Regions from separate parts of the Homo sapiens genome. Here region 1 is linked to region 2. A link is a loop called in an ENCODE intact Hi-C map of the cell type or tissue named here. Cell type or tissue: heart right ventricle. All regions are shown on one strand. Links, peaks and the distances in the headings refer to the core of each region. The heading gives the core; the rest is flanking DNA. Region 1 overlaps THUMPD3 (THUMP domain 3 tRNA guanosine methyltransferase). Region 2 overlaps SETD5 (SET domain containing 5).

The links. Peaks named below come from ENCODE experiments on the same cell type or tissue, not always from the same donor. Only the 100,000 strongest peaks of a DNase experiment are listed, where the experiment ranks them.
Region 1: a loop joins it to region 2, with 1.9 times the contacts of the local background. A loop is called at or near these places in 58 of 110 quality-filtered maps.

What each region holds. Positions count from the first base shown.
Region 1 is chr3:9,365,903-9,380,070 of GRCh38, reverse strand. It overlaps THUMPD3 (THUMP domain 3 tRNA guanosine methyltransferase), which reads right to left. Exons shown (of 10, transcript NM_001114092.2): 3 at 13,086-13,163; 4 at 8,535-9,011; 5 at 5,425-5,555; 6 at 2,183-2,252. Among named protein-coding and RNA genes, the nearest start is that of THUMPD3, 9.9 kb to the right of the region's middle. In heart right ventricle, for the core only: no CTCF peak of the experiment used is centred there; no DNase peak of the experiment used is centred there.
Region 2 is chr3:9,424,658-9,441,814 of GRCh38, reverse strand. SETD5 (SET domain containing 5) reads right to left here. Exons shown (of 23, transcript NM_001080517.3): 3 at 12,806-12,992; 4 at 7,865-7,970; 5 at 7,330-7,481; 6 at 6,933-6,991; 7 at 5,909-6,087; 8 at 1,117-1,359; 9 at 74-222. The coding sequence starts at 12,876. Among named protein-coding and RNA genes, the nearest start is that of SETD5, 36 kb to the right of the region's middle. In heart right ventricle, for the core only: no CTCF peak of the experiment used is centred there; no DNase peak of the experiment used is centred there; H3K27ac peaks cover 1,464 bases.

The sequences.
Region 1 (14,168 bases), core at 1,160-9,159, 60 kb after region 2:
TTGAAAATATTTGAGATTTGTGGTTGTGGGAGTTTACATAATCTGATATATTTGAAAATTGCAAAATAAAATGCTATTTCCGGCCGGGCATGGTGGCTCACACCTGAAATCCCAGCACTTTGGGAAGCTGAGGCAGGAGGATTTCTTGAGCCCAGGAGTTTGAGACCAGCCTGGGAACATGGTGAAAGCCCATCTCTACAAAAACACAAAAATCAGCTGGGTGTGATGGTGTGCACCTGAGTCTCAGCTACTCGAGAGGCTGAGGTGGGAGAATGGCTTAAGACAGGGAGGCAGAGGTTGCAGGGAGCTGAGATTACACCACTGCACTCCAGCCTGGCTGACAGAGCAAGACCCCAGGTCAAAAAAATAATAGTAAAATGCAATTTCCTTTGTATGATAGGCTTTTGAATGGTAACCACCATATCACTGGAAGGATTTTGTAATTATAAATAAAAAACCTGTCAGCAGAACATAAATACCAAGCTGTCACATGTCATTTGTGGAATGAGGTGACGTGACCCTAGGCCTGAACAATGTTCTATGCAGATTAACAGAAGGTTTCTGACACGAAAGCCGGGAAAGGTCTGCCTCTGCTTAGGGGTGAGTAGCAAACACCTTTGTGTTCCTTTGTGAACAGTAACATACTTCTCATCCATGAGTGCAGTGTTTCATAACTTTTTCTTTTGCCCAGACACTTGAGGGTGATAACATACCCTGTCTACAATCCTACGATGACATCAAACAAAAGGGAAGTTGAAGTATCCCAGAATTTTGGGTGGGTGGGGATGTAGAGGGGACCTAGAGTTTGAGGAAGGCTCTCAGTGATTCCGATTCCCAAATATTCTTTTTTTTTTTTCCTAAACCTATTTGGATTTTCAGCATTGGAAAGAATTGGGTTTTATAGCATAACACTTCTAAATTAAAAAAAAAAATTATTCTAGATCAAGTATTTTATACTTTGGTGAACAAATCTTTATATATACCTTGTCAATTTATTCATAATTTTATTCATTTTGATCATATATCGGCTTAGGTTTTTCTACATTGACATCTGCATGTCTACTCTTACATGGAAATGGCTCAAACTTCATGTTTTAATTTTTTTCGGCCTTTATTTTTACTCGGAGCTCTGTTGTGTATTTCTTGACATGCGGTGACCTTACCTGCTATTTCATACACATATCATGATTTCATACTAGAAAACAACACTCTGCTTTCTTCCCAGAATCCTTCTTGGCCACAAGAAGGACTGGGTTTTTACTGTGCAGTCTCTTTAAGCCACAGTAATTTCTCTAGCTTTCACGGAACACAGTCACATGTAGACTTCTATGATTTCAGTCTTGGATTTTAACTCCCAGAACAGATACCATTTTCTAATTACAGTTTGGATTATTTCTCCCCTTGTGGGCTTGCTTTGGACTTGCTCATCTGTCCAGTTTCTACCCAATCATATAATCTGCTGTGTCTCCCTGCAGTTTATTCAAATTGGCTGTCAGTATACTATATGGAAGAACTACTATGTTTCACACAAACTTCAGTGATTTTACTGGGAGCTCCCTCTTCTAAATTCTTTAAAAACATATAGATGATACTGATTATTCAAGGGGAATCTACTGTGAAATATTCTCCATTTAGAAAATGCCTTTCCATTTCTTGCTTTGCTTTACACAGTTTTTATGAGTCCTCTCAATATCATGGTAATTTTGAAAACTAAGAGCATTTGGTATTAAGCTTGTTAGACTTCCTAAAAAATCCAAGTAATGTTCATAAGTTTCCCCTTTTTACAACTATACTTATTCCCTCTAGGAACTTAAGTGGATTACAGAGAAGAAAATTGCCTTCCTCCAGTTTATGCTTATGCCTTCAATTATCTTTTCCCATTCAAGTCTACCAGCTTGTCTGTTACACAAAGAGGACTCATCGGCAGTTTGTAATTCTCAGCTTCCTCTGTAATCTAGTGAATAGATGTCACTAACAATGTATCTAGGCCAGTGGCACATGGCTCTTTGAAATAAGTAGTTACATTCTTTACAAAAAAGTTCCACTTTCTATTGTTAATTGTTTTAAAACTCTTGGGTCCACTGATCCAACCATGGAGATTTCATTATGTCTAATTTGCCCATTAGGTCTAGAATATTCTGGATGTATCACTCTTATCTAAAAGCTAAAGAAATATGATTACCTCTATTGGTATTGCCCCAGTTCCACACATTGGATCGACTATTATATCATAAGGTAGAGGATCACAGAGCCTAGAGAAAAGAAAACAGCCTATGTGAAGACTCACTCAAAAGCTGAGGCTTCTATACTGATGATTCCTGAAGCTTTAAGATTGAGGACCTACCACACTAGCCCGAAGGAACACCAATCTACACATATTTTAGAAATCAATTTGTGGCCGCGCACGGTGACTCACGCCTGTAATCCCAGCACTTTGGGAGGCTGAGATGGGTGGATCGCTTGAGGTCAGGAATTCAAGACCAGCCTGGCCAACATGGCGAAACCCCGTCTCCACTAAAAATACAAAAAATTAGCTGGGCGTGGTGGTGGGTGCCTGTAATCCCAGCTAGTACAAAGGCTGAGACTCGAGAATTGCTTGAACCCAGAAGGCGGGGATTGCAGTGAGCCAAGATCATGTAAGATGCAGCCTGGGTGACAGAGCAAGACTCCGTCTCAAAAATAAATAAATAAATAAATAAAATCAATTTATAATGATATGTTGACTGTATATTCCATTACTTGGGGAAAAAAAATCCTTATAACTAAATCTCCTTTGACTATCTTCCAAAATCCCATTTCACTCTCAGATGAAATTTAGTTTGCAGACATCTTAAAGTACACATGTGTACACACACACACACACACACGCTCATGCATACTTTTTGACAACAGTGTTGTTTTCAACAGAAACCTGTATTACATTAAAAAGACTCAAAAATGTCTCAAGTCAAACATGCATCAATATAAGGTTACTGGCAATGAGACATTCAGTATTCCTTTCCTTCTGAATTTAAAGCTAATCTTGATATAAAAAAATTGCTCTGTGGGACTAGGTAATAAAAAAAGGAAAAAAAAATGCTTTACTTTGAGCACTTAGTATTTCCTGGGCATGGACTTAAGCTCTTTCCATGCATTATCTCACAGAATCCTCAGTAAGGACCCTGTTAGATAATTATCATTATTCTCATTTTAAAGGTAAGCTGATGCAAGGAAACATGAAGTTACCTGCCCAGGGACACAAAACTAGTAGGTAACAGATTCAAGATTAGAGGCATTACTGTTAGTGGCTTAACTGTTATCCTCTTTATGAAGCATCCCACCCTGAAACAGGTCAGTAGGTTTCTTCCCTTCTCTTGTTCTTCTAATCTTTTCATGTGCTGGTGTGGGACTTATCGCATGTATGATAACTATTTATCTCCCTCACAAGACAGATTCTTGGGGGTTAATAGTGGGTTCTTATTGTAACATTGGTCCTGCTCTATCTCCTTGCTCCTACTCCTCAACACATGGCAATAGAATCCTTGGCAACCCTCTTGAGGGGGTAAGCACCCTGTACTCCAAGCCATTCCTGATGGTCAGGGGTGAATATCTGACCAAAACAATGTCCATCAGATCCTCTCTTCCAGGAATTTGGAACAAAGAGCTAAAAGCCCTAGGCAGTGTGGGTTGGTCGTTTGGAATTGGAAATACATAAATTTAGATGAGAAAGCATGTAGATGAGAAGAGACAAGAGTCCACAGGCTCTAAGGGGAGATAAAAATGGCTGCCTACATTTCTGGTGGTTTTCCAAGATGTGGTTCCTACCCTTCTTGAGAACCAACATTCAGTTTTTCTGTAGAATCCCCAAGATTTCTCTTTATCTTTCCAATAAACCCCTCTCTGGCACAATTATCACTTTTTTATCCTAAACTTGATTACTTAGGTTTTAAATATTTGCACCCAAAATAACACCCTCTCTGTATCCCTGGTTTCTACCATATGCCTGGCAGTAGATAATGCATATTTGTTAAATTAATGAAGACTAGAAGATTTTCCTTTATCAAATGGGCCCAATTTTCTATTATCGTCATTGAATTAATATGTTAGGAAGATAAAAGATTGGAAGAGAAGGAATACAGTCGTGTACTGCATGACAATCTTCCAATCAATGGTGGACCAAATATATGAATGCAGTAATTATAATACCATATTTTGCCCTATCCTTTCTATGTTTAGATACACAAATACCACTGCGTTACAACTGACTACAATATTCAGTACAATAACATGCTGTACAGGTTTGTAGCCTAGGAGCAATAGGAGATACCACATAGCCCAGGTGTGTAGTAGGCTACACCATCTAGATTTGTGTAGGTACACTCCATGAGGTTCGCACAATGATGAAATTGCGTGATGACACATTTTTCAGAATGTATCCCTGTCATTAAGTGATGCATGACTGGACTTAACTACCAGGACATACCAGGCACTGTATATAATAGGTATTTTGCATATGCTTCAGCATTTAATCCTCACTAATAATCCTTTAAGTCTCACATCAAATCCATTTTGCCATCTGGAAAACAGAAGCTTTAGAGAAAATAAACATTTTCAAGTGGTGGAAAGAAGCACCCAATAAAAGAGAGAAGGGCAAAGGAGAAGGAAAGATAGGTCGTGTACTCTGAAAAGCAAAAAATTCTAGGATGATTCCTGAGTTGCTGTGAGTATAAAGCTTAAAAATATAAGTAAAAGCTCTTTCTGTTCATTTACACGTTATACACATAAAAATCTCTGCTTTCATCTTTTTCACTGCACAGAAATGAAACAGCAAAATTTACTCTTATCTCCCAACACACATATCCTTGCTAAACAGAAATGTGGTAACCTCATTCAAGAGGCAGGTGAAAACTATTACTCTCATTTTAAAATCAAGAAAACCGGGCGCGGTGGCTTACACCTGTAATCCCAGCACTTTGGGAGGCCGAGGCGGGTGGATCACCTGAGGTCAGGTATTTGAGACCAGCCTCGCCAACATAGTGAAATGTCGTCTCTATTAAAAAAATACAAAAATTATCTGGGCGTGGTGGCAGGCACCTGTAATCCCAGCTATTCGGCTGAGACAGGAGAATCGCTTGAACCCGGGAGGCAGAGGTTACAGTGAGCTGAGATCTCGCCACTGCAGTCCAGTCTGGGCGACAGAGTGAGACTTTGTCTCAAAAAAAGAAATAAAGAAAACTGAGCCACCTATTAAGCAGTATTTTCAGATCACAAGGAGTCAATATTGGATAGAAGGGAAAGAAATAGATCATTAGCTTTCCATTCTATTCTTTATCCACTCTATTCCAACACAGTACCTCAAACACACATACACACAAATCAGTATTTTGAAGGGAACATTCAAACCAAGGTGCCACTTTAAGCTGGATGGCAAACTCATTTTCTTACCTGAGCATCCCATAGGCAAGAGTTGATCTAAGAGTTGTAGGTCCAAAATGTGTTATATTTCTTCGGTGGAGACTCTCTTCAGTCAATGCAATGCCCACAATGACTTCATTATCATGGATGTTCAAAAGAACCTATAGCAAAGTGGAACAAGACAAAATAGTTTTAGGATTGTTCAAACTGCGCTTAGTAATAAGACTTTTCTGACCTGGGCCGGTTCACCCCTCCTTAGGCAACCTGTTGGTCCCCTACTCCTGGGAGGTCACCATATTGATGCCAAACTTAGTGCAGACACCTGATTGGCATAGCGCACCACAGCCCAGAACTGTCTAAAAAGTTAAGACATTTAAAAAATACATATTAAAAAACCTCTAAGCCTTCAAAATATGTTTGTGTTATAAAAATTGGGGTGAAATCTGGTTGTAGCCAATAAACATAGTGAATTAAAAGAAAATAATAGATATTAAAATGAACGAAAAAAACTATATACTATATGATTTCATTTATATGAAGTTCAAAAATTGGCAAAACGAATTTTTGGTGGTAGCAGTCAGATTAGTGATTGCCTTGAGTGGGTACTGACTGGGAAAGGGCAAGGGGAGCCCGAGGTACTGGAAATAGTTTGTATCTCTATCTGGATGCTGTTTACACATCGTGTATATAAGTAAAAACTTACTGAAAACTTAAGATTTGTGTACTTAAGGGGTGCAAAGTGTATCTCAACAAAAAAGTTTTAAAAATTGGTAAAGTCTCAAATAAAAAGTCTTATTACACTGAGTGCAGTGGCACAGGCCCACAGTCCCAGCTACTCGGGAGGCTGAGGTGGGAGGACAGCCTGAGCCTGGGAGGTCAAGGCTTTAGTGAGCCATGATTGCACCACTGCACTCCAGTCTGGGTGATACAGCGAGACCCTGTCTCAAAAGTGAACTAAACTAAACCAAAATGTTCCCCAATCTTTCACTGAAAGACTTCCTGAGCTTAACCACAGCAGAAGCACAGCTGATACTCATACAGCACTTCCTAATGCAAAGCACTATTCTACACATTTTACATACATGGCCTCATCTCATATTCACATCCCCTAAGCTAGGTATTATTCCCTTTATAAATGAGGATACTGAGGCACAAAGACAGCTCCTCAGGAATTCCCTTTTTGAGACAGGGTCTCACTCTGTCGCCCAGGATTGAGTGCAGTGGCATGATCACAGATCACTGTGGCCTGGACTTCCTGGGCTCAAGCAATCTCTTACTTCAGCCTCCCAAGTACCTGGGACTATAGGTGTCTGTCATCATACTCAGCTAATTTTTTTTTTATTTTTTGTAGAGACAGGGTCTCCCTATGTCGCCTAGGCTGGTCTAGAACTCCTGGCCTGAAACAATCCTCCAATCTTGACCTCCCAAAGTGCTGGGATTACAGGTGTGTGTCACCACACCCAGCCTCCTCTGGGATTTAAACCAATGCAGCACGGCTCCAGAAACTCCTCTGAATCACCTTGCTAACTTTTAGACATCACTGTTCTGGTTAACCTATTCATTTTATTTTTTAAAATATTTATTTTATTTTTAGTGGAGACAGGGTCTCACTATTTTGCCCAGGCTGGTCTCAAATTCTTGGGCTCAAGCGATCTGCCTGCCAAGGCCTCCCAAAGTACTGGAATTACAGGTGTGAGCCACGTATTCATTTGCAAGGCAGTGTATGAGGAAAAAAAGGAATGGGGAATTAGACTCCTGATTTGACATGCACAAAAAAGTTAGAATCAGTGACTTGCCCCAGATTCAAGTGTCCCAAAAGCAACGGAAATTGACTCTTTGGTAAATATATCAGCTGCTAGAGATGTTTTAAGGTGTCAGAGACTTAAATACTTTAGTTCCTATGGTTCACATGTCAATCACCCAGATAAAAGAGGATTAAGACCAAGGAAAGTAAATATACTAAAATGAGGTACCTGGCTTTGGAAATCTAGCAGAATTTAAGAAAGAGGAGAGCTGACTCTAGGATGAGTATTAGCAATGATGTCCTGGTTTGAGAAGGTCAGGGTTTGTTTAAAAAATGCACTTTTTTTTTTTTTGGAGATGGAGTCTTGCTCTGTCACCCACGCTGAAGTGCAGTGGCATGATCTTGGCTCACTGCAACCTCCACCTCCCTGGTTCAAGTGATTCTCCTGCCTCAGCCTCCCCAGTAGCTGGGACCACAGGAGTGTGCCATCATGACGGGCCAATTTTTGTATTTTTAGTAGAGACAGGGTTTCACCATATTGGCCACGCTGGTCTCAAATTCCTGACCTCAAGTGATCCACCTGCCTCGGCCTCCCTCCCAAAGTGCTGGGATTACAGGCGTGAGCCACTGCGCCCAGCCTTATTTTATTTTTTCAGTAGCAAAGCTCTGCAACCAAGACACACAAAAACAAAATAACTATTTTAATTCTGGTTGAATTTTATAATATGAAAGTCCATATAATATAGTAAAAGAGTAGTCTATTAGAAATCAGGCCAGGTGCAGCTATAATCCCAGCACTTTGGGAGGCCAAGACAGGCAGATCACTACAGGAGTTTGAGACCAGCCTGGCCAACAGGGTGAAACCCCATGTCTATTAAAAAATACAAAAATTAGCCAGGTGTGGTGGCATGTGCCTGTAGCCCCAGCTACTTGGGAGGCTGAGCACAAGAATCACTTGAACCAGGAAGGTGGAGGCTGCAGTGAGCTGAGATCGTACCACTGCACTCTAGCCTGGGTGACAGAGCAAGACTCTGTCTCGAAAAAGAAAAAGAAAACAGACAACTCAACCTTGATGGCTTCCATCTATGGAGCACTTAGTGTATGCAAGGTATTGCACCAAATATTTTAAATGTACCTCATTTATCCTTCAGGATAACCTTAAAGGTACATAATATTATTGGCTCCATTTGAAACAGAGGCTCAGAGACTATCTAGTCCAAAGTTATACAGTTGTGGAGTTAAAATTTGGATCTAAATCTGTCTCCATAGCCTATGCTCTTCTTAACCACACCCTACTATTTCCTCAGTTTAATTGTGCATAACATTGGGTTAGTCTGGAAATTCTACAAATCTGTGACAGCATTCTTCAATCACCACAGTCAGAGCCTATACCTACCTCCACATCAAAGTTGGTCATGTCGGCCTTCCACTTAAAATAATCTTGAACAGCACCCCCAAAATCTCTTGCAGCCTCATTTGAGGTAAAGCAATGTTTCTCTCCTGCCCTGTTGCATGTGACTCTAAACTTCAGCACTTGAGGCTCAGTTTCTTCTTTTGAGCTTTCATCAGTCTCATCTTTGCAAGATGCCAAATCATCACCTATTAATGTTGATACATCCTCTTTGATGGCTGGATTTTCATAATAATCTAAGATATGAGAATCTAAAGCATGGCTAGTGAACTCTTTTTTAACATTTCTCTGATCGATTTTGACTTCTTGTCCATTATTAATCTTCTCTTTACTTGAATTCTGATTTATCTTTTTGCGCTTTGCTTTTTTCTTTTTAAAACTGGCATTAATTTTCCACACTTTTAAGGGGTTTGACCATGGGAGTTTTCCAGCCAAGTCTTCAAAATCCTTTAGAACTTCTTCCTGTAAAGGACAGAGAAAGAAATTCATTCATTTCTCACCACTATAATCAAACAAATAAACCTCTACTTTGCTTATGGACAGTTGGTATCCGTGGGGGACACTGGTTCCAGGACCGCCAAAGACACCAAAACCCAAAGATGCTCAAAAGTCCCTCATATAAAATGGTATAGTGTCTACATATGACCTACACACATCCTCTCAAGAGTAACTTAAATCATCTCTATCTTACCTATGATACCTGATACAATGTAAATGCTATGGAAATAGTTGTTATACTGTATTGTTTGGGAAATAATGACAAGAAAAAAAGTCTGGGCTGGATATGGTGGCTCATGCCTGTAATCCCAGCACTTTAGGAAGCTGAAGCAAGTGGATCACTTGAACTTAGGAGTTTGAGACCAGACTGGGCAACATGGCAAAACTCTGTCTCCACAAAAAAATACAAAAATTAACTGGGCATGGTGGCACGTGCCTGTAGTCCCAGCTACTCAGGAAGCTGAGATGGGAGGACTGCTTGAGCCTGGGAGGTCAAGGCTCCAATGAGCTATGATCACGCCAATGCACTCCAGCTTAGACAACAGAGCAAGATCTTGTCTAAAAAAATAAATCTTTTACAAAAGAGAATGAACACTGACTACAATATTCTTAAGGAAAGAAAGCCTAACTCCAAATTTTATACCCAAACTATCAGCCAAATATAAAGGTGAAAGACAAACATTTCTGAACTCATGCCATTCAACAGATACAAATTATAACAAAAGGACAAATAATGTGCCTATAATCTATTTAATTATATCACTAAAATGAAAACAAGTGTAGGGATTGTGATTATAAAGCAGAAGGTAAATGTTACAAACTGGCATGTAAATGGGCATACTGATACCCTCATCTCTTACACCCAGAGGTCAAAGGATAGAAGTTAAAGCTGATAAATAAAATGTAAGTATATTTAAAAGTTTAAGGGTGAACACTAAGAAAAATAACTGAAAAATAAAGGAAAAAAGTATAAATATGCCAATTTCATCATTGCTTTTAGCAGGGATTCAAAAAATACCGTGTATATATGGTAGATAAGGTAGATAATATCAAATTGTAGTTATAAAGGTAACAGCTAGAACACACACACATAAACCTTCCAAACTATTAGAAAACACAGGCATATGAAAAAAGTAAAGACATAATGTAAAGATTTTTCAAATTAAGAAAAAACAAAAAGTATGAGCATGACAAAACTAAGACTAAACAGTTGTCATTATCAATAAGTATCAATGGGATAAACACAAAGATGACACTCAGTTTGAATATGTACAAGAATTTACATAGTGTATTTGTTGCACCACTGTAATAGCAAAAGAATGTGAAAAACCCTCATGCCCTAAAATGGGACTGGTTAAATTATTATACAGCCAAACAATGGAGTATACGCAGCCAATTCCAGCAATGATACTGCCAGGATCTCCAACATATAGGTTGAACATTCCTAATCTCAAAGTCCAAAATCCAAAACCTAAAATTTTTTTGAAGTGCCAACATGATGCCACACAGGTAGCTGAGATAGTGACACCTTTGCTTTCTGATGGTTCAGTGTACACAAACTTTGTTTCATGTATAAATTATTTTAAAAATCATATAAAATTACCGTCAAGCTATACGTATAACGTATATATGAAACAAATGAATCTTGGATTTATTTATACATAGGTTCCACCCTCAGAGTATTTCTTTCTTTTTTTTTTTTTTTTTTTTTTTTGAGACGGAGTCTTGCTCTGTTGCCCAGACTAGAGTGCAGTGGCGTGATCTCGGCTCACTGCAACTTCTGCCTCCCGGGTTCAAGTGATTCTCCTGCCTCAGCCTCCCGAGTAGCTGGAATTACAGAAGCCCGCCACCGCACCCGGCTAATTTTTGTATTTTTAGTAGAGATGGTGTTTCACCACCTTGGCCATGCTGCTCTCAAACTCCTGACCTCATGATTCACCTGCTTTGGCTTCCCAAAGTGCTGGGATTACAGGTGTGAGCCACCATGCCCAACCCAGAATATTTCAAAAAACAAACAAACAAAAATCCAAAACATTTCTGGTCCCGAGTATTTCAGATAAGGGATACTCAACTTGTATATGAAAAAAAAGCATAGCGCAGAAAAGTATGTATGCTATGCTTTCATTTGTGTAAATAAAATACATTTATTCGTAAAATATCTCCAGAATAATACCCAAGAAATTGCTAACAGTTGTTGCCTCCAGGGAGGGAGCTGCATAGCATGAGGATATAGGAACAAAGACTTACTTTTCACTCTATATCCATTCAGTCTTTACAAGTTTGCTCCAAATACATGTATTAACTAGTCTTTAAAAACCCATATAAATCACAGATTTGTTCATACTTTTAAAAAGGCAGATGGAGGCCAGGCGCGGTGGCTTACGCCTGTAACCCCAGCACTTTGAGAGGCCAAGACAGGTGGATCACGAGGTCAGGAGTTCAAGACCAGCCTGGCCAAGATGCTGAAACCCCGTCTCTACTAAAAATACAAAAATTAGCCGGGCATGGTGGCATATGCCTATAGTCCCAGCTACTCGGGAGGCTGAGGCAGGAGAATCGCTTGAACCCAGGTGGCAGAGGTTGCAGTAGGCTGAGATTGTGCCACTGCACTCCAGCCTAGGCAACAGAGCAAGACTCTGTCTCAAAAAAAAAAAAAAAAAAAATATGCGCGGGTGGAGGTGGGGAATGGGGGCCAGGTGCAATGGCTTACACCTGTAATCCCAGCACTTTGGGAGGCTTAAGTGGGAGGATCACTTGAGCCCAGAAGTTTGAGACCAGCCTGGGCAACATAGTGAGACCCCATCTCAATATTTTTTAAAAGAGGGGGGTGGGGACTAATAAATTCATGATTATCATCTGAATACTTAAGAGAACTCATTAGAATTGCTTTAAGCTTTTCTAAAAGTTAGATTTTTACTTAATACAATTTTTATCTATTTTCAGTCTGACTTTTTTTTTTGAGATGGAGTCTCGCTCTGTCGCCCAGGCTGGAGTGCAGTGGTGTGATCTCTGCTCACTGCCAGCTCCGCCTCCCGGGTTCACGCCATTCTCCTGCCTCAGCCTCCTGAGTAGCTGGGACTACAGGCGCCCACCACTACGCCCGGCTAATTTTTTATATTTTTAGTAGAGACGGGGTTTCACCGTGTTAGCCAGGATGGTCTCGATCTCCTGACCTCATGATCCACCCGCCTCGGCCTCCCAAAGTGCTGGGATTACAGGTGTGAGCCACCACGCCAGGCCCTTAAGTCTGACTTCTTTTAGGTCTGGTCTTATTGTTTTCTAGGCTGAGGGTTCATACAACTTTGACTCGTTTTTGAATAACGTTTTGGAAATCAACATGCTTGCCAATAAATAAAAGTTAGACAATTAGGTAGCGTATCACAGTTGTTTTTAAAAAGATTATTTCTAAGATACGTAAAACTGATAGAAAAATGTTTTTAAGCGGTTAACTCTAGAAACCTAACCAAAAAGCAGTGTGGAAAAAACCTAAAGCCTTGCTGCAATCTATTTTCAACCTTCAGCTTAGGCAGCAGCTGAATATTTAGGATTCAGATGCTAAATACATATTGGAGACAAAGCTGTTGTCCTAACAACTGAAGGAGTATTTAGATGTTATTTTGGCTTTATTTCAAAAAATGAAGAAAGAGAAGAAAGCAGAGCAAAAGCAGGATGGTGAGGAAGTGTTATTTGTAGAAGACACAAACTGTCACTTGTTCTTTGGTTCATGTTCTGGAAGCAATTCTCTTTTGGAACTAAATATATGTAAAAGCAAAGCAAATCTAAGGTTTATATCTCTTACAAGTAAAACAAGGTGTTTTCTTCTTTCTTATAAACTTTAATGGTTTTCAATACTAATTTTCAAAAAACATCTTTTGGGATAGACTGTCAGCAAAACTCTAGATTTTACTGTAAAAGCCTCCCAGTATTCTCTATTACAAAGACTACAGTAATGCTAAACTTTCACAGACTATGAAAAATGGAAATAATCTCTTTGTGGAAGACAGCCAAAAATCAGCCACCATGTTTAGGATAGCTCACCTTTGTTTGTTTGAACTGGTAATCTTGAAACTCCTGAACCACCACAAATAAGTTATCAACTGATCTCAGACAATGAACCTGGGTGAAAAAAAAAGAAACACATTTCTGAGAAAGCTTTTGAACAGCACAAGCTATCAACAATTAAGTATTTAAAAAATTAGGAATGATAGTTTTAAAGCAGCTACTAACTATATTTTGTATTTTTAAAATGTCCCATCTCCCTAGTTTCTCATCTCTTTGGTTACTAATCAGCTTTCCCCTAGAGAAAGGGAAAAAGGGCAGATGGAAAGAGAGAAGCATGAAGTGTTTTGTGGGCAACACGTCTTTTGTGGGAGAAGAGAAAGGTGAAGCCACTCAGGTGGGCTGTATCATATTTCCTCGATGACTTTCTAGGGTACACTGTATGCTGCAATGGTTAAAAGCAGGGGATTTGAGCTCCAGTTCTGTGATTACTAGCTGAGTGGCCCTGGGGAAATTATTTATGTGTCCTAAGCCTAATGATTAATGAGGATAATAATAGTGCCTATCTTCACAAAGCTGCTGAGGGTATTGGCTAAAATATTGGATGGAAAACATTTGCTTACCAATTCATCCCACAGATATTTTCTGGGTACCTACTATATGCCAGACACTAAGAGCGTGGGATATATTGGTGGAAAAAAAAATAGACAACAATCCTTGCCCTCTCACTGCTTATGTGGTAATGAGATATATCAGCTTTATGATAGTGAGATTGCAGTTTTCTGACCTTCACTTTTTACCTTGAGTGAGTCCTAATTACTTCTGAGCAAGAATTTTTGATGCAAATTAAAAGGAAAATCTCTTTTATGTTTCATCACCAAAGGTTAAACATCTGCTATATGCTGAAGTAAATAAATACTGAGATACTTAGAGAATTTCTTAAGTTGAACAGTATTCTTTCTGGTGAATTCAATCCTCAAGAAATACTAGATCACCTCTAAAAATGTAGCAATCCTACTACAGGTTGAGCAGCCCACATCTAAAAATCTGAAACTTTTTGAGCCCCAACACAATGCTGAAAGGAAATGCTCAGTGCAGCATTTCGGATTTTCAGATTAGAAA
Region 2 (17,157 bases), core at 2,720-10,719:
GAATGATTTTTACAACAACACTGGTCAACCAGGTCCACCTTAGCCCTCACTGCTCAATGAATGACGTTCTTACTTTTTGAAGAAATGCCCATTGACCTCAAATTGCTGTCGTAACATGACTTTCCCACGATACTCTATTATAAGAGTGTCCAAAGCCAAATCTCTTGCAGCCCTCAGGATCTTCCGGTGCTTTTGAACACGAGTGACTCTTCCCAGCTGTAACTGAATAAAACCAGAGCAATAACATTAAACAACAGCAAGAACACCTTAGTAGACACTCAAATTACTTCATAATTAAGGAAAACATGCTAATATTTTCAGGTTTTATCTGTACATGTTATTTAGATCAATGATGAGAAATTTTAAAATGTGATGAAAGCTCAATTTTTCTAAGAGACATGCTACATCTAGTGAAATTGCCTCCCCAGAAACGGCAAGAAAATATTAAAAAAAAAAAAAAAATACATGATTAAGACTTCAGTGACTCTATCTCTAAAATAAAGATGAGAAAGAACATGCTTAACTTTCTATAAATATTACATAATTCCTACCTAGGGTATATAGAATTTCCCATACTAAGTCATCTCTCTCTCTGTTTTTTAAATAGAGCCAGGGTCTCACTCTTTCATTCAGGCTGGAGTGCAGTGGTGCAATCATAGCTTACTATAACCTCAAATTCATTCAAGTGATCCTTCCACCTCAGCCTCCCCAGTAGCTGGGACTTACAGGTGTGTATCATCACAACGGCTTTTAATTTTTTTTTTTTGTAAAGAGAGGGTCTCACTATGTTGTACAGGCTGGTCTTGAACTGCTGGCCTCAAGCAATCCTTCCACCTTGGCTTCTTGCCAAAGTGTTGTATTATAGGAGTGAGCCACTGCACTGCACACAGCCTCAATTCATCTATTTTTTTATTAATAAAGGTAGTTTAAAAATATGTATCCAGGTAGTTTCCAGTTAATATAACCTACTTTTGGTTACATATGATCAACACCTGGCTAATCTGTTATTCCATGGCCTTGTACATTTGGAAGGAACAGTAATTCCAATCCATTACCCTCTTCCTGGGTTCTTAAAATTTCAGCTACTTAGAGAGTCCTCAACCCTTTGGTGCTTACCTGCATTTGGGAACCAATAACTGTGTTATTACAGGCCAATTCAGTCTTATTAATAGTGTCTAAAATAGTAGGTTTGCCCACAAATTCCTTGCTAGAATGTAGGTGTTGTTCAAGCGCGTTCTGTACATCTGCACTGTACTGATTAGTGAAAGCTTCTTCATACTGGTCAGTCCATAGTCTTATCCGATTTTCCCAGCCCTCAGTTGTATTCTCATCTAAATTCTGTGCTTCAGAGGGAGAATTCTGTAGAAAACAAATTCAGGGAGGTTAGTAAAGTCCATGCATAAATAGAGGGTTGGGAATGGGGGTGGGACAAGCTGGGGTTCCAGAGAAAATTTATCACTTGGCAATTGATGTGGCATAAAAGAGTAATGGACTGGGAGTCAGAGGATCTGGTTTCTATCATGCTTTTGTTACCAATGAGAGGTGAGACCTTGAATAACTTCTTTAAATGGGGAAGCTCAGTTTCTCCATTTATAAAGTAAGAAATTAATCTGGATCATAGTTTCATCCCATCACTGTGATTTTATGACCATTTTAAAGTCATAAAAATCAATTTTCTAATCAAAGGACTGACATCAAGTTCATAAGAAAATCTTCATACAAATGAACAGTAGAGACCTCAAATTTATCACTGCTTAAATTTTTCATACTCACTGAATATCTGTGTTAAGTGTTAGCCCAAACTGGTTTTTTGACTATTCTCCAGGAGAATGCATGTTTTTGTATCACTTATTATTTTCATAATACATGTTCATTCTAAACCTAGATGTGATCTTAATCAATCAATCTCATTAATCCAATCCCAATCTTACTACCCATATAAAAAGTTATTATTTGAGTATATCTTTCTAACACTCTATTTTCAACAATTTAAATTACCACATTCTAAATAATCTGAAGAGGTGAAGTGAGGGGAGAGGAGTAGGTAGGGAGAATATAGAAAATGTCTAGGAGGTACTTTGCTATACTCCTCTAGGAAAACCATTGCCCTCTATGGTGACAGTATTGAGAAAAGATTACTACAACTCAGGAACAGCTTCCTAGGCAGACAGTGCCTGAGCTACAGAGACAAAGCATAAGCCCAATACATGTTCTCCTCCACGGTGTTCAAGACTTAAGTGCCATCAGAAAACAAAACAAACACTGACAGTGATGATGTCATGCTAGTGATGATTAGAAGGAAAAGACACTGTAGTACCAAAGCTACTTGAAAATCCATGTCCACATTAAACTTGCAAACAGGTACAATAAAATTAAATATACTTTCTATGAATGGCACAGAAAACACTGATGCTTATCATAACACTTTCTTTTACCACTTTTGCATCACTGTTGCTGACTGATTATTGTCTACTATCCTTTCTGCAAGGAACAGGAGTATAGAAGAAAAAAAATCAACACTATTGTCTCCACATTTCTTACTAGAGTCCAAAAGACTGAACAATAAACAAAGGGATCTAAAGAAACACCTAAAGCCAACATACTGACAATCAGAGTATCGCCTGCTTGACATCAGTAGCAGTTGCGCAAAAGAATAGTGCAAAACCTTAGGCTTAATGGAGCTTACAGACTAGGGGGACTGGCAGTGTCCAAACAATATTCCCAGCTTTAAGTGGCAATTGTTAAACTTACACTTGATAAGTGTACTGTATTCTGGAAGCCTCTGTCACAGTATTAGCCATTGTTCGCTAATCTCACTGTGTGTTTACTCTGCTGTCCCATCCTTCAAGGCATTAGAGACTCTACCTCAGTTGGGTTTAGAGTAGTGGTTCTCAATTGAGGGAAATTTTGCACCCAGGTGACATTTGGTAATATCTGAAGACATTTTTGATAATCTCAACTGAGTGTATGAGTGTTACCGGCATCTAGTGGGTAGACACCAGGGATCCTGTTCACATCTTGAAAGCACAGAACAGTCCCTTCCACAACAAAGAATTATCTGGTCCAAACTGTCAACAGTGTCAAGACTGAGAAACCCTGATTTACAATTAAGTCTTCAGTAGGGAAGCTGCTCTTGACACTGGGATTAAAAATCCAAATGATAATTTTTTCTAATTCTTATGGCTCCCACCTGGATCACTGGAGGAGTTTTAAACTAGTAATTCTGAGCATAAAATTTATAACTCAATTTAGAATTAAAAGAATCAAAATGACTAGTAATTTTTTTTTCTAAATTTTAACACACCTGTGAGGCTGTCAACCTCCCAAAACTGTAAGCAAAATATGGGGTTTATGTGCAGTTTTCTGGTAGAGCCAGTTTATAGCTTTTGAAAGGTTTCGAGCTTCTGGAGATAAGTTATGATAGTTGCTTGATAAGAGAAAAGCATTTAGTAGCCAGGATTAGGGCTATTATCTGCCTCCAAAGTCTATTTAAAAGGCCCCTCTCTAAGCAAATGAGACAAAAATAAAGGGGAAGCTAAAGCAAACTTGGCCACTTGCAAGAGACGGATCCAGCAAAGGCATGATTGATTTGTCTTCCAAGACACATCCCAGGCCTCTGATGCTCTGTAGCTCTGAGTCCTCTCCCAACTCTTTCACAGGTATGTGCAAGTCTGTTTAAAGATAGATACTAAGTGGGGCCTTCAAACTTTAGGTAAAGTGCTACCTGTAATCTTTGCTAACACCAGTCACACTGGTGCTGCACATAAAGCAATCCTAAAAAGCTTATCCTTACTGAATTTTTTTTTTTTTTTGAGATGGAGTCTTGCTCTGTTGCCCAGGCTGGAGTGCAGTGGCGTGATCTCGGCTCACTACAACCACTGCCTCCTGGGTTCAAGCGATTCTCCTGCCTCAGCCTCCCAAGCAGCTGGGACTACAGGTGCCTGCCACCACGCCTGGCTAATTTTGGTATTTTTAGTAGAGATGGGGTTTCACCATGTTGGCCAGGCTGGTCTTGAATTCCTGACCTCAGGTGATCCACTTGCCTTGGTCTTCCAAAGTGCTAGGATTACAGGCGTGAGCTACTGCGCCTGGCCTTACTAAAGATTTTAATATTTATGCCCTATAACTCTCAATAGGAAAGATCCTGCTTTTGTATCATTTAGGAATATGAATACTCATAAACTTGAATTTAATTCTATTTAAATGCTTTGAAGCCCCCAGTAATAATTTGAGAGGCATGTTTTCCTCATATATATATATTTATACACACACACACACACACACACACACACGTAAAGGAGGATACCAGACAGCATAATCAAATCTCCTTTTGGCAAGCTATTTTTAATCAACCAGCACCTTACACTTCTTTTAAACCATTCCACATACTTGCTCTATTCTCCAAGTTCTTTACAAAATCATACTTCATAAACTCTTTTATTTGATATCTTAAGAAACATGCTAGCATTACCTAAGTTTTTTCCACCAAACAGATATGCTAAGAGAAAACAGTAATTCTTATCAATAATACAAGCGTCCTGCAATTAAAGCCCACACAGTGCTAGGGTAGATGCACAAGAGATCCTGTATCATTACCAGAAAAACTCCACTCCTAAGGTTGAGTTCAATCACAGTGACAGAACACACTAGCCTCATTTTGTTTGGAAAAATGTCACTTACCCCCTAGGAAAGCAATGAATGAAAAACCAATCAATGAAGGCTGATTACAGAAAGGGAAAATATTTCAGAAAATGGCCAAGAAAATCTACTTTGGAGAAAAGCTCTATGAAAACTGAATGGCAACAACTACAAACTAATGAAAAGCAGAGTCCAAGATTCCCAGACCATCAATGTCAGGAAAGAAGCTGACCAAAATGCAAGATCACAGTGAAGTAAAACACAGCATCAGCGAAGATTACCCCTTACCTTCATCCGCAAGGACTTCCGGGATCCCTCTCGAAATGCCTATCCCAAGGAGGAAAACAAGTAGAACAAACAAAACTTGGTACCAAGAATGACAGTTATACCTATCTGAGACTAAAACTAAGGCACAAACTAGTGTTCTATTCTGTCCCCCTTTCTCTAGGTAAAAAATACAATGGAATTCCCCAAACTATTACCAAGAATAGGGGTAGCTCAAGGCCAATGAACTCTGAGACTAATTTTAATACTTTCTACTGTGAAGCTAGGTAATTAACAGGGAAGAGCATGCATCTCTTAAATCCTATATGCACCTCTGATACTAAGAGAAAAAGTAAATAAAAAAAAACTTTAAAGTTGCAGATTTACCAGTTTTGAAACTAAGAAGGAAACAAAGACCAATCCCCTTAACAAGGGATGAACAAGTCACCTAGAAGCAACAAAGTTGCTGTGATGGGGAAGAAAGAACACAAACCAGAAGAAGTTTCTCCCGTAGACATTTTAGCTGAGAATACAGGAAAGTGACCATGACACTGAGGAAACCTAGACCATACAAGAGATGTTTCCTGATTTTTATTTTTTTTGAAACAAGGAAAAACAATCAACCCAAAGACATGAGGCATGTAACCAGGACAAGAATTTCAGACTGTACTTTGGGGTTGAGAGGTGGGGAGATACTGTAAGGATAGTGGAAGCCTAGACTTGAGGCTGCAACACATACGGGATTGTGCCAGGTAGGGCTGGAATTTCATACCTGGGATGGGGACTGGAGTAGAAGAAACTTTGAGCCAGTGGTGATGATATGGTGTGGCAGAAGAGAGGTTGGTCTACATGTACATAACACAGATTAGCTGATTTTTGCAAGTAGAACAAAAGTGGCCCTTCAAACACCTGGATCAAACTTCTTAAAAGAATTTTGGTGCATTCTTGCTCCAAAATTTAAGCTATTTCAGACAATTTCTATTTAAGATATTTTTACCCTGCATACCTTGATTTTCTTCGTCTTTGGTGCTGCACGACCCTTTTCTGGACTCTTTTTCCGCTTCTTGGGTTTGGTTCTTCTAACAGTTAAGGTGATGCTTGTAGGTGTGTGCTGTGTTGCTGTATACAACACAGTGGAAGGAGAAAGCTCCTCATCCCAGCTTTCTGTTGCACTGCTATCCCCACCTGAAAAATGATGATTTCATAGTTCAGGTACTAATAGCCTCAAAAGTACATTAAAAGTAGCTTATTCTTTTAGGTGTGCCCCACATGCAGTAAGCCATTACTTCCACTATTAACTCTTATCATCTGTAAAGCAACGTTAAATACTCATCTTCCTTAAGAAAACAAGATTCTATGTCATTGGCATTAAGCATATAAACCCTGTTCCTCATGGTATTTATTTCTCCCCTTGTATTCAGTCCCTAAGCTTCGCTGACTCAATCTATAACAATTTGAGACTGGCTAATTTTTAAAACAGGAATCCATATTTTTTGTGTTCACAAGGAATACTTTGCTACAGGACTAAACTGTTCTCAACACATTTCGTTTACAATGAGAGAACTATACAGTGGTCTTGAGAGGACTTCTATCTCTTTCTGTGAAAAGAGCTGGCTGGGGGACCATGGGAACTTGTAAGAGGGGTTCTTTTTTTTTTTTTTTTTTTTTTGAGAGGGAGTTTTGCTCTTGTTGCCCAGGCTGGAGTGCACTGGCGCAATCTCAGCTCATGGCAACTTCCGCCTCCCGGGTTCAAGCGATTCTCCTGCCTCAGCCTCCCAAGTAGCTGGGATTACAGGCATGCGCCACCACACCTGGCTATTTTGGATTTTCAGTAGAGATGGGGTTTCTCCATGTTGGTCAGGCTGGTCTCAAACTCCCGACCTCAGGTGATCCGCCCGCTTTGGCCTCCCTAAGTGGTGAGATTACAGGCGTAAGCCACTGCGCCTGGCCAAGAGGGGTTCTTAAAATGAACATTCAGATCACAGAATATTTTTATGTCAAATTGTGGACCTAACCCATCTTCCGCTCACCTGATATGTTGTCCTGCTTCCGCCGATGAAGTCTAATAACCTTCCCCCTGCTCATTCCCCTAAAGAGGGAAAATAAACTTAAAGTAGTCCTTCCAACAGCATGCATCACATCATAGCACACATGGGCGAAGTGTCTCTGCATATGCTACCCCCTCCCTCCCACCTACCAAATGTTTCCAGGACATTAAATTTCATATCAAATTCAATAGCTTTAACATCAATCTCTCATTCCTTGTTGTCAGCAATTCTCACCTAGTGCAGAGAATTCGAGCCAAGGAGCACTAAGGAATCATCTACATTAACAAACACAAGAAAGAATACTTTGAGCTTTTCCCTACTTGTAAGAAACCCTAATCCCAGCAACCCAGACTTAAATTTAGATGGAACAGGATCTTACCTGCACTTGTCACAGTTGAGAAGGAAGCCATCCTGAGAAAGACCACAAGGACACCAGGTAGGTACAGTTTCTCCTTCAGAGTTCGGGCTGTCTCCACAGCGTTCCTCTACAGGCGACGGCAGGCCATTCAGGTCAGAACGAGGGATGATCGTCTGGACAGGGGGAGAAGCAGGAGGTGTCGGAGGAGGAGGGGCTCCGTAATTATGATCCTGAAAATAAGATTTTTTAAATCAACAGTGTCCAAACACTGGCCCCTCTCTCCCCTAAAGTATGGTACATATGGAAAGAAAGAAGAAAGTAGTACCCTTTGTTTTTTGGCTTCAACCAGGAAAGTGATAAAACAAAATGCCAAGGTCAACTGGGACATAAAAACAAGAACAATGATGCAGGGCTAGACGTCCGCTGGAGTCAGGGAAGTGCAAAAGGGGCAACTTCGTCATGCTGCATATAAACATTTCAAGAAAGTCACAATGTATAAGAATGGATTACACTCCAGGAAGATCACTGTTCTGGAGAGAAACAAATGCATACTCACAGCATAAGGCAGTCCTCGACACCCATGCCTCTGAGTGGTCCCATAATTATGAGTGGAATACACGCTCTTCTCATTAACTGCTGGACTAGCCTCCACAGATTCAGGGCTGCACAAAGGCGAAAAGCAATGCATGATAGCATAACACCTAATCTTCCCTTAAACTAACACTTCATTTCCCATTCTAACCCCTCCTCTTTCCACAACCACTAGCCACTAGGATAAGAGAAAGAACTCGGTGAAACAATCTTATTAACATAACTAAGCCTATAAATAACAGTAGGAGTGTTATTAAATGTGGATTTGTGTGTAACATGAAGCCAGTACAGGCAGATGTCTGAAGGCAGGCACCTGAGATACAAGGTGTCCCTAATGACAAACACAAACGTACCAGCTGAGCGGGGAGTTTCCCCTAGAGAAGCCACTCTGGGCTGGTTTAGACTCAGAACTATTCTTCTTAATTGGATCTCTTAATACTTCCATGAAACCTCACATGACATTTGCAGTGAGTGAGATGATCAAAGTGCCTTCTGCACTGCCCCAGGGACCAGGCCCTCTTCCATTCACTACCAAGACAGGATACCCTGAAGAAAGTACAGGTAAAAACAATGGCATCTTATATTTATCATACCTCTCATCTTGATGAACCCCCAACACCTTTCAAATATTAGAGTAATAATTTCTCATCCACCAATGACATGCAAGCATATTAAGGACAAAATTATTTATCAGCTGCATGATAATACCATAGAACTTCAAAATAAAAACTAAACTGTAAAGTTATGTTAGTCTACTGACAAATAATAACAACAGTAATGGCTACCATTGTGAACTGCCCAATATTTGTTAGGTGCTTTAAATACATATTAATTCATTTAATTTCAGCAACCACTAAACATGGTATATACTCCATTTTTACAGAGTGGGAAGATGTGGTGGTGAGATTACATGACTTCCCCAAGGTTACACACTGACACAGCTAAGATTTGAAACAAAGTCTGTCTGACTCCAAAGTCTATGCTCTTTCCACTACAGAAATGAGAATGACATTCAGTCCTTTAAAGAAAATTATTTGAGACCTTTATTAACCAGGCTTAGTGAGAAGCTTGGTTTAGTATCTTTTTGTACCCTTTGTGAGTAGAAAATAAACTATTCAAGCGCAATGTATTATTGTAGAATTATACATGTATTCAAACTTAGAAAATTAATATAAGCCTTTACAATAAAAAGGCTTTGATGGCAAAGGATAAAAATCAGGTTTATGGGAAGAAAGAACTTCAACTCTGATTGTTACCTGGTTAGGTTTTAGGGAATACTGAAGGGTAATTCAAAAATATAAAGTTTGTATGGCTTTGCAGAATAGAATAGTAATTTGTAATTTATATTAATTAGAACACAGATTCACAAATTAGAAACTCCGATGATTGGTATAACTCTAACTTAGAGATTAATGGGTCTTTCAGGGAGTCAAATAATGCATATTGTTCGCTTGAAATAACAAGTCATTTTTTCCTGCTTAAAGATATACAATATATAGTACAGCAGGAATAAGTGTGCAGTTCAATGTGGTGCAATGTCAATTGAGAAGTGAGGGATCAAAGAAAATTCTGAGATATGTATCCAACTCACCCAGTTATATGCTCCAAAACTGTGAGAAAGGATCTTATTAATAACAGCAAAGGAAATTTCTAAGTGAAGAACTTTAGACAGAGGAAAGTATTCTCTGTTAGTGAGGTGCATGCATTTTATTACTTAAAAGTGTCTGCAAGATGGGAACGGGGGAGGGGTACATCAAGAATGCAGGTCAGTATTCTTGAGAAAAAGATGATCTGAACATGGCTCACTGAGAGGCAATCATCTCTGAGTATTAGGAAACAGGTGGGGTTTCCTAAATGAAACCAAAGGCAGACAAGCATTAATAAAATGAAGGTATAATTTAGTTTCTATGATGGACAGTTAAAAGAAAGTAATAAATTTATACAACATTGTTAATTTACTAGGTACATTACTAGATAAACAAGTATTCCAAAGAGCTGTACATATTTTATATAGGTTTTGTACCACTGAACACATGGAGTGAAACATGATAGCTGTTTATTAGGAATGGATTTTTTTTTGGTGGGAGGGGGACAGGAAAAAGGAAAGTTGCATGAAATCAAAGATGGCCATGGAGATGGAGCTATGCTGGTTGTATCTTACCCATCTCCAAACGGGTAAATATGAACATATGCACTTCATGTGCAAGTCTAGGGAATAAAAATAAAATGTATATTGTGGAGGTTAAAAGGCCATCACACTGCACAATACTTTCTAGTTAAGCACAGCATTTAATATATTGCTGTGCATGCCAAATATAAAATTTAAACTCATATCTTCTGATGAAGAAACTCTGCAATTTCCATATTGGTTACTGATTGAATACACAGTTAGACACTTACAGGTAACTACAAGATTTCCTAAAATATTCCTTGATATATATACTAGTTTTTATATTTTAAAATATGAATTAAAAGTTTGGAATAATGGAATTACATCTCTTTAGCAGCCAACCACTTTATGCAAATGTAATTACAGGCTTTCTTCTCCTATCACTGAATTGGACACATACACAGAAACCAGGCTCACAACAGATATACTCCATCAACAGTGTTCTAAGTACAACATGCAACCCAGCTGCTATCATGCCATTTCTTGGAAAATGCCTGAAATTCTGTTATGGTAGAGTTGGAAATTCAGAAAAATCTTTGTTTTGCTTGTTACATCTACAAATTTTCCTACAAACACACACAAAAATAAATGCGTATTGCATATAGTTGCCATCAGATTTAAAATTCTATGAAGTGAAGTCTACATCTAGTTGAGTATGCTGCACTTAATACCAGGTTTAATCTTAAAGTGCCCAGAACAGCGAAATAGGCATGATGAAACATTAATAAATATCATTAATAATTTAACAGAATGGTATGTAGCTAGTTACTGACATTCTTTCCCTTTGCAGAAATGCATAACTATGTAGCTAGTTATGACCACAGTATCACAAATCTGTCTGGAGATCATGAATGAAAATGTTTCAGGAAATCCTAGGATATGTTGGTGTTAACAGAGACAGCGCAGTCACATTTGTAGACCAGAAGTATTTTTATTTCTGGAATTAGTCCTAGACTCCCCAGCAGTATTTACGGGCAGTCATGTCTATACTTTGGGGAAAACACCAATTGTAAGATTAACTGCTCTGGGTCTTTTATCCAGCAATTCCAAACGTATTGGTTTAACCTCTTTGTTGAAATTTCTCACAAATGTTAATGCTATCTATCTATACAGTTAGACAATCTACATAGTACCAGGTTAGTAGCTGACTTTATAAAAACCTATAAACACAATACAAACTGGCTACCTACTAATGCAGGGAGAGTTTTAAGTACTTTATTTGGGGAAAGAGTTGTAAAATGGTTAAGTAAGTCTCAGTTACTGACATAACTAAATACCTTTTGCATGCAAACAAAACAAAACAAACAAAAACAAAAGAAGAAAAAAGCTCTAGAAGAAACAAAATCAACCCTTCCCCACCCCCAACCCTCCTTTCTCCTTTTTATATGGGAATAAGCCCAAACACTGCTTTTCATTTTAGACTACCCCAGAATATTATATACTATTTCTCAGGGTAGCTTTAAGTCTTCCTCTTTAAGGAACTCAGTAAACAGGTAAGTTATATTAGGTGGCTTTATGAAGAAATATACATGCTCTTTAATAATATTCTGTTTTAAGGAAGAAAACCACTTATTAATCAGGGATGTCATTCAACCCAGAAATCTGGTACAGTTGCTTTGCTTTGCTGAAGGGGGAAGAATCCCCAGGGACTGTGAAAATGGCAAGAGAAACAGGGGAATTAGAGCAACACCCACCTCACTCAAGAAGTGGCTGTGGGATCAAGAGTCTGAACTGGACCTGAACATATTCAAAACACCAGGATTTTTCCAGCCCAGACCCTAATCCCTGGTACTGCCTGGAATAGACTTGGCTTCTGGGGGTGTGCTGCCCCCTAGGCCCCTTGGGTCTCTTTCGCTGGACTTTCACATCCTGGTGTAGTGCCACTTCGTCTTGAAAGGTAGGGGGCTTCCACTTCCTTTCTGTAAGCAAGGAAGATTGGGTACAAGGGAGGTAAAAGGACAAGAGGGGGAATCTGTGAGCAGGGGGAATCTCGGACAACTTAAAAGAGAAGGGATACAAAAGACTAAAAATTTTAAAACTGTGAATAATATATATAAAGTTGTATAATGAAGGCCTACCTTCATTGTCATTTGGCATTTACATTCTTCAAGAATTGAGAGTATAATTTTAGGGATTGGGCCTTTGGACAAACTCTGAATTCCTAAAGCTGCTCTTAGCTGAAAAAAAAGTTTGGTACCACTGATTTTGAAGGTCCTCTTTCTAGGCAACGAATATTATAAAAAAACAGATGACGCTGTTCTCCATGTTTTCTACCCCAGATGTCAGAAGGTCTAGGCAACCTGCCCATATAGTTTCGGCCCCTTTACTCTAGAACAATGGGAAGTACATAGGAAGAGGACTTCAAGGAAAATCAGTTGGAAAGAACACCTTCTTATCTCCCTCCATCAGAATCATTAACTCTACAGAAGCAGGTAGTAACACCTACTTTATTCCAATTTTCTCCACCCATTAAAACAAATGAAAATGAATTCCTACTTTGCAACTTTGGTTCTATTAATTATTTGCCCAGAAATACCCCTCTGAAAACTCTTCCTTCCCCTTCTAATTCCTTTTTTCCACCACCTTCAATGGGGGTAAAGGGAAAGGTCTAATGTTAATTACAGTGGAATAGGATCTGGTTAAGAAAATACTACATATTATCCTATTAGCTATCCATAAGAAGGCTGTCTCCACACAGACTGATAATGTACCTACTACCTAGAAAGTAGCACTTACTCTGATCCAGCAGCCATATCTGAGTAGGATGTATCTGATGTGGTGACTCCCAGAGGGATTGCAATGCTCATGACGTCCAACACAGCAGAGATTGGAAATCACGGGGTCCAATTAATGGAGACTGACCACTCTGAGAGTGGGGGTGAGCTGCAGAGCCTCATCCAACATGTTATGGACATGAGGAATCCTGTAACAGAAAAGGAAAATATCTAGTAAAATAAATACCTAGTTATCAGATAGTTCTTCAAGTTTATCTTAAATGTTACTGAATATTTTTCTGCATTCTTGAATAAGGCTTTTAAGGGATAATTATAAAATAAATACAGCCACAGTGTCCCATGTTTACTATGCATTTCATTAATGTTTCACAAAGTAGGGGGCAAAAAGTTATGTTTACTTTTGTTTTTCTTTTCAGTTGAAGGGAAAGGAAGAGTCTGCCTATCTCACTAACCAACACATTCTCCCCATTCTAAAACTGCCCAAACAAAATTTTCTGGCAGCCTAGGATATAGCAAACAAGTTTTAAGATAAAGGATGGTTATTAAAAATATCCCAGTTTACCTAAACTCTTTAAAAATTCAAGATCTTCATTTAAGTTTTTTTCCTAGGCCACAAATAAATGCAGTTTCACAAGCAGTCAATAATGTTATTTCTTCCAAATTAAAAGAGATCAATTTGTTGTTTATACTTGATTGGAAACAGCTGTTTCTTAGTGCCTTCTTTTGTCATTGAACACTCTCTTCCTTCTTTTAAATCATCTTAACTATAATTTTGGGAGAAGATGCAATCATCTTAGCAACTTTATTTGTGGGGTAATAATACGCTGCTAGATATGAACAAAAATATAAACCAGGAGGAGGCTATGCATGCGTGGGTGCAGAGGGTGCATGGGAAATCTCTGTATCTCCTGATGAATTTTCCTGTGAACCTAAAACTGCTCTAAAAAAGTTGACTACTTTTTAAAAACAACAAAAAAACCCCCGAAATCACGAAGAGTACAGTTTCATGATAAAGACTAAACAACTGTGTATGAAAAAGCGGTGAGGATAGCTTGACATGGTGACCATAAACCAGTGAAAGCTGGGAACAGAAAGACTCAGAAATTACTGAAGTATAAAAAAATGCAAAAATAGATTAAGAGATTTGGAGGTATGGTGCAGAGGGAAACAAGTGTTCTTTGTGTGACTTTACATTAGTAGTTTTACAGTAGTGTAAAAAACATTGAAAGGATGAAACAAAAAGCATTTTATTTGGGGGGGAATAAAGTCAATGTGAATGTCAAAGACCCATGTTAACAAGGACTTTTGCAAAAAAGACTACAAAGAGAGTCATGACTGATACACTGATTCATAATAAGACATTAGAACAATTATTAATACTAAAAAAACTAAAGGAATGAAAAGTACATGATACCGACTGAGTCAACCCAGGGGGTTAATGTAAATTTTATTTTTATTTTTTGAGACAGTTTCACTTTTGTTGCCCAGACTGAAGTGTAATGGCGCAATCTTGGCTCACTACAACCTCCGCCTCCTGGCTTCAAGAGATTCTCCTGCCTCAGCTTCCCAAGTAGTTAGGATTACAGGCGCCTGCCACCATGTCTGGCTAATTTTTGTACTTTTAGTAGAGATGAAGTTTCACTATGTTGGCCAGGCGGTCTTGAACTCCTGACCTCCGGTGATCCACTCACACCTCAGCCTCTCAAAGTGCTAGGACTATAGGCGTGAGCCACCGTGCCTGGCCGGTTAATGTAAATTGTAAATGGTAGATGGTCTGAGATGCTCCAATCTTACTTTGATATTAATGCAAATAAAAAAAATTGTGGGCTGGGTGCAGTGGTTCACAACTGTAATACCAACACTTTAGGAGGCCAAGGTGGAAGGATCACTTGAGTCCAGGAATTTGAGACCAGCTGAGACAACATAGTGAGACCCCAACTCTACAAAAATAGTAAAAAAATATCAGCCAGCCATGGTGATGTGTGCCTGTGGTCCCAGCTACTTGGGAGCTGAGGTGGGAGGATCACCTGAGCACAGGAGGTAGAGGCTGAGGTGAGCCATAATCATGCACTGCACTCCAGCCTAGATGATGAAGTGAGACCTCTGGGTATGACAATACGCCTGTTCCTACACCCAATTGGAGGTGACATATAGCTGGGCTGGGAAATGACTGGGCCAGATGAAGTGGCTCATTCCTGTCATCCCAGCACTTTGGGAGGCTGAGGCAGGTGGATTGCTTGAGCTTGGGAGTTCGAGACCAGCCTGGGAAACATGGCGAGATCCTGTCTCTACTAAAAATACAAAATTTACCTGGTGTGCGCCAGGCGCGGTGGCTCACACCTGTAATCCCAGCATTTTGGGAGGCCAAGGTGGGTGGATCACTTGAGGTCAGGAATTCGAGACCAGCCTGGCCAATGTGGTGAAACCCCTTCTCTACTAAAAACACAAAAATTAGCTGTAGTGGCACACGCTGGTAATCCCAGCTACTCAGGAGGCTGAGGCAGGAGAATCTCTTGAACCCAGGAGGTGGAGGTTGCAGTGAGCCGAGATCACGCCACTGCACTCCAGCTTGGGCGACAGAGTGAGACTCCATCTCAAAAAAAAAAAATAAATCTGGTGTGGTGGCATGCACCTGTAGTCCCAGCTAACTCAAGAGGCTGAGGTGGGAGGATTGCTTGAGCCTGGGAGGTGGAGGTTGCAGTGAGCTGAGATCATGCCACTGCACTCAGCCTGGGCAACAAAGTGAGTCCCTGTTGCCAAAAAAAAAAAAAAAAAAAAAAAAAAAAAAAAAAAAAAAGGGACTGATGAACTTTTTTGCCTTTAGGCCAGTCTTACACATGTATGTTTCCTTTCCCTAACAGTATATCCAAACAGAGACCTTGGCAGTACATCTTCTAAGCCTTTGGGAAATTGAAGTAAAATCTGTAAATGATAAAACAAGAACACTCATCAAGTAAACCCAAAAGACAGTTAAATACTGGGGGCTGTTGGTCACTACTCTTTCTATTAGTCTTACTGTATAATTCAGATTAAAAGAAAAGCCCCAAAGCTGTCTGACCAGATAATCATATGAAAGTCTGATTATCACCGTACCTCCCCTGATCAGCAAAGGGAATCTGAATTGTTTTATATTTTCAGTAAAAGACTTAAACCAAAAACCGTACTTAATATCATTAAAAACCCTTTGTTGTAGCCATTACGACTGTACACCCATTTAAAAAATGCATGGTTTCACGGTGAAACCCTATCTCTACTAAAAATACAAAAATTAGCTGGGCATGTTGGCATATGCCTGTGATCCCAGCTACTTGGGAGGCTGAGGCACGAGAATCGTTTGAATCTGGGAAGCAGAGACTGCAGTGAGCTGAGACAGGGCCACTGCACTCCAGCCTGAGCAAAAGTGAAACTCTTTCTCCAAAAAAAAAAAAAAAAAAAGTACAGTTTCTAGATAAAAGACAAGTTATAAACCCAAGATGATAGTTGATATTTTTCCTAGAGCAATTTTTAAAAGATATACTAAAAGGAAAAGATGGAAAAGTTACTTCAGATAACATCTTAATGAGTGAATAAATGATTGCTACATTCACTAATGAAACACCAACCCAGCTATTTTGGATAGTTGATGAATCCTTAAGAAACATTAAGTCAGCCCGGTGCAGTGGCTCACGCTTGTAATTCCAACACTTTGGGAGGCTGAGGTGGGCGGATCACCTGAGGTCAGGAGTTTAAGACCAGCCTGGCTAACACGGTGAAACCCTGTCTCTACTAAAAATACAAAAAAATTAGCCGGGCACGATGGCGGACGCCTGTAATCCCAGCTACTTGGGAGGCTGAGGCAAGAGAATCGCTTGAACCCGGGAGCCGGAGGTTGCAGTGAGTCAAGACTGTACCATTGCACTTCAACATGGACAACAAGAATGATACTCTGTCTCAAAAAAAAAAAAAAAAAAAAAAAGAAACATTGTCGGTAACTATAAATTTCTATTTCATAAAAATTATTCCATTTTCCTTGTGTCTAGTTTAACATGACTGTTTCATTCTTCTGATGAAAGCAACCATAATAGGTTAGCTTGACCATCTCATTCTAACTAATGCTTTAATAATGATGAGGCTTCTTAATTCAAATTCTGTTAATAATCCCAAATTTCTCAAATATTACCCTAAGAATAGTTCCTTCCCTAAGTAACTCTGTAAAATGTAGCTATTAAAATGTTAACCGAGGAACATTTAACAGATCATCTAAATGCAGTATTTTCTTATTATAATTTGTTTGTTTTTTCCTACCAGAATATAAACTCTATGAGAACAGGGATTTTTATCCACTGCTGTAGTTTCAATGGCCAAAACAATAAC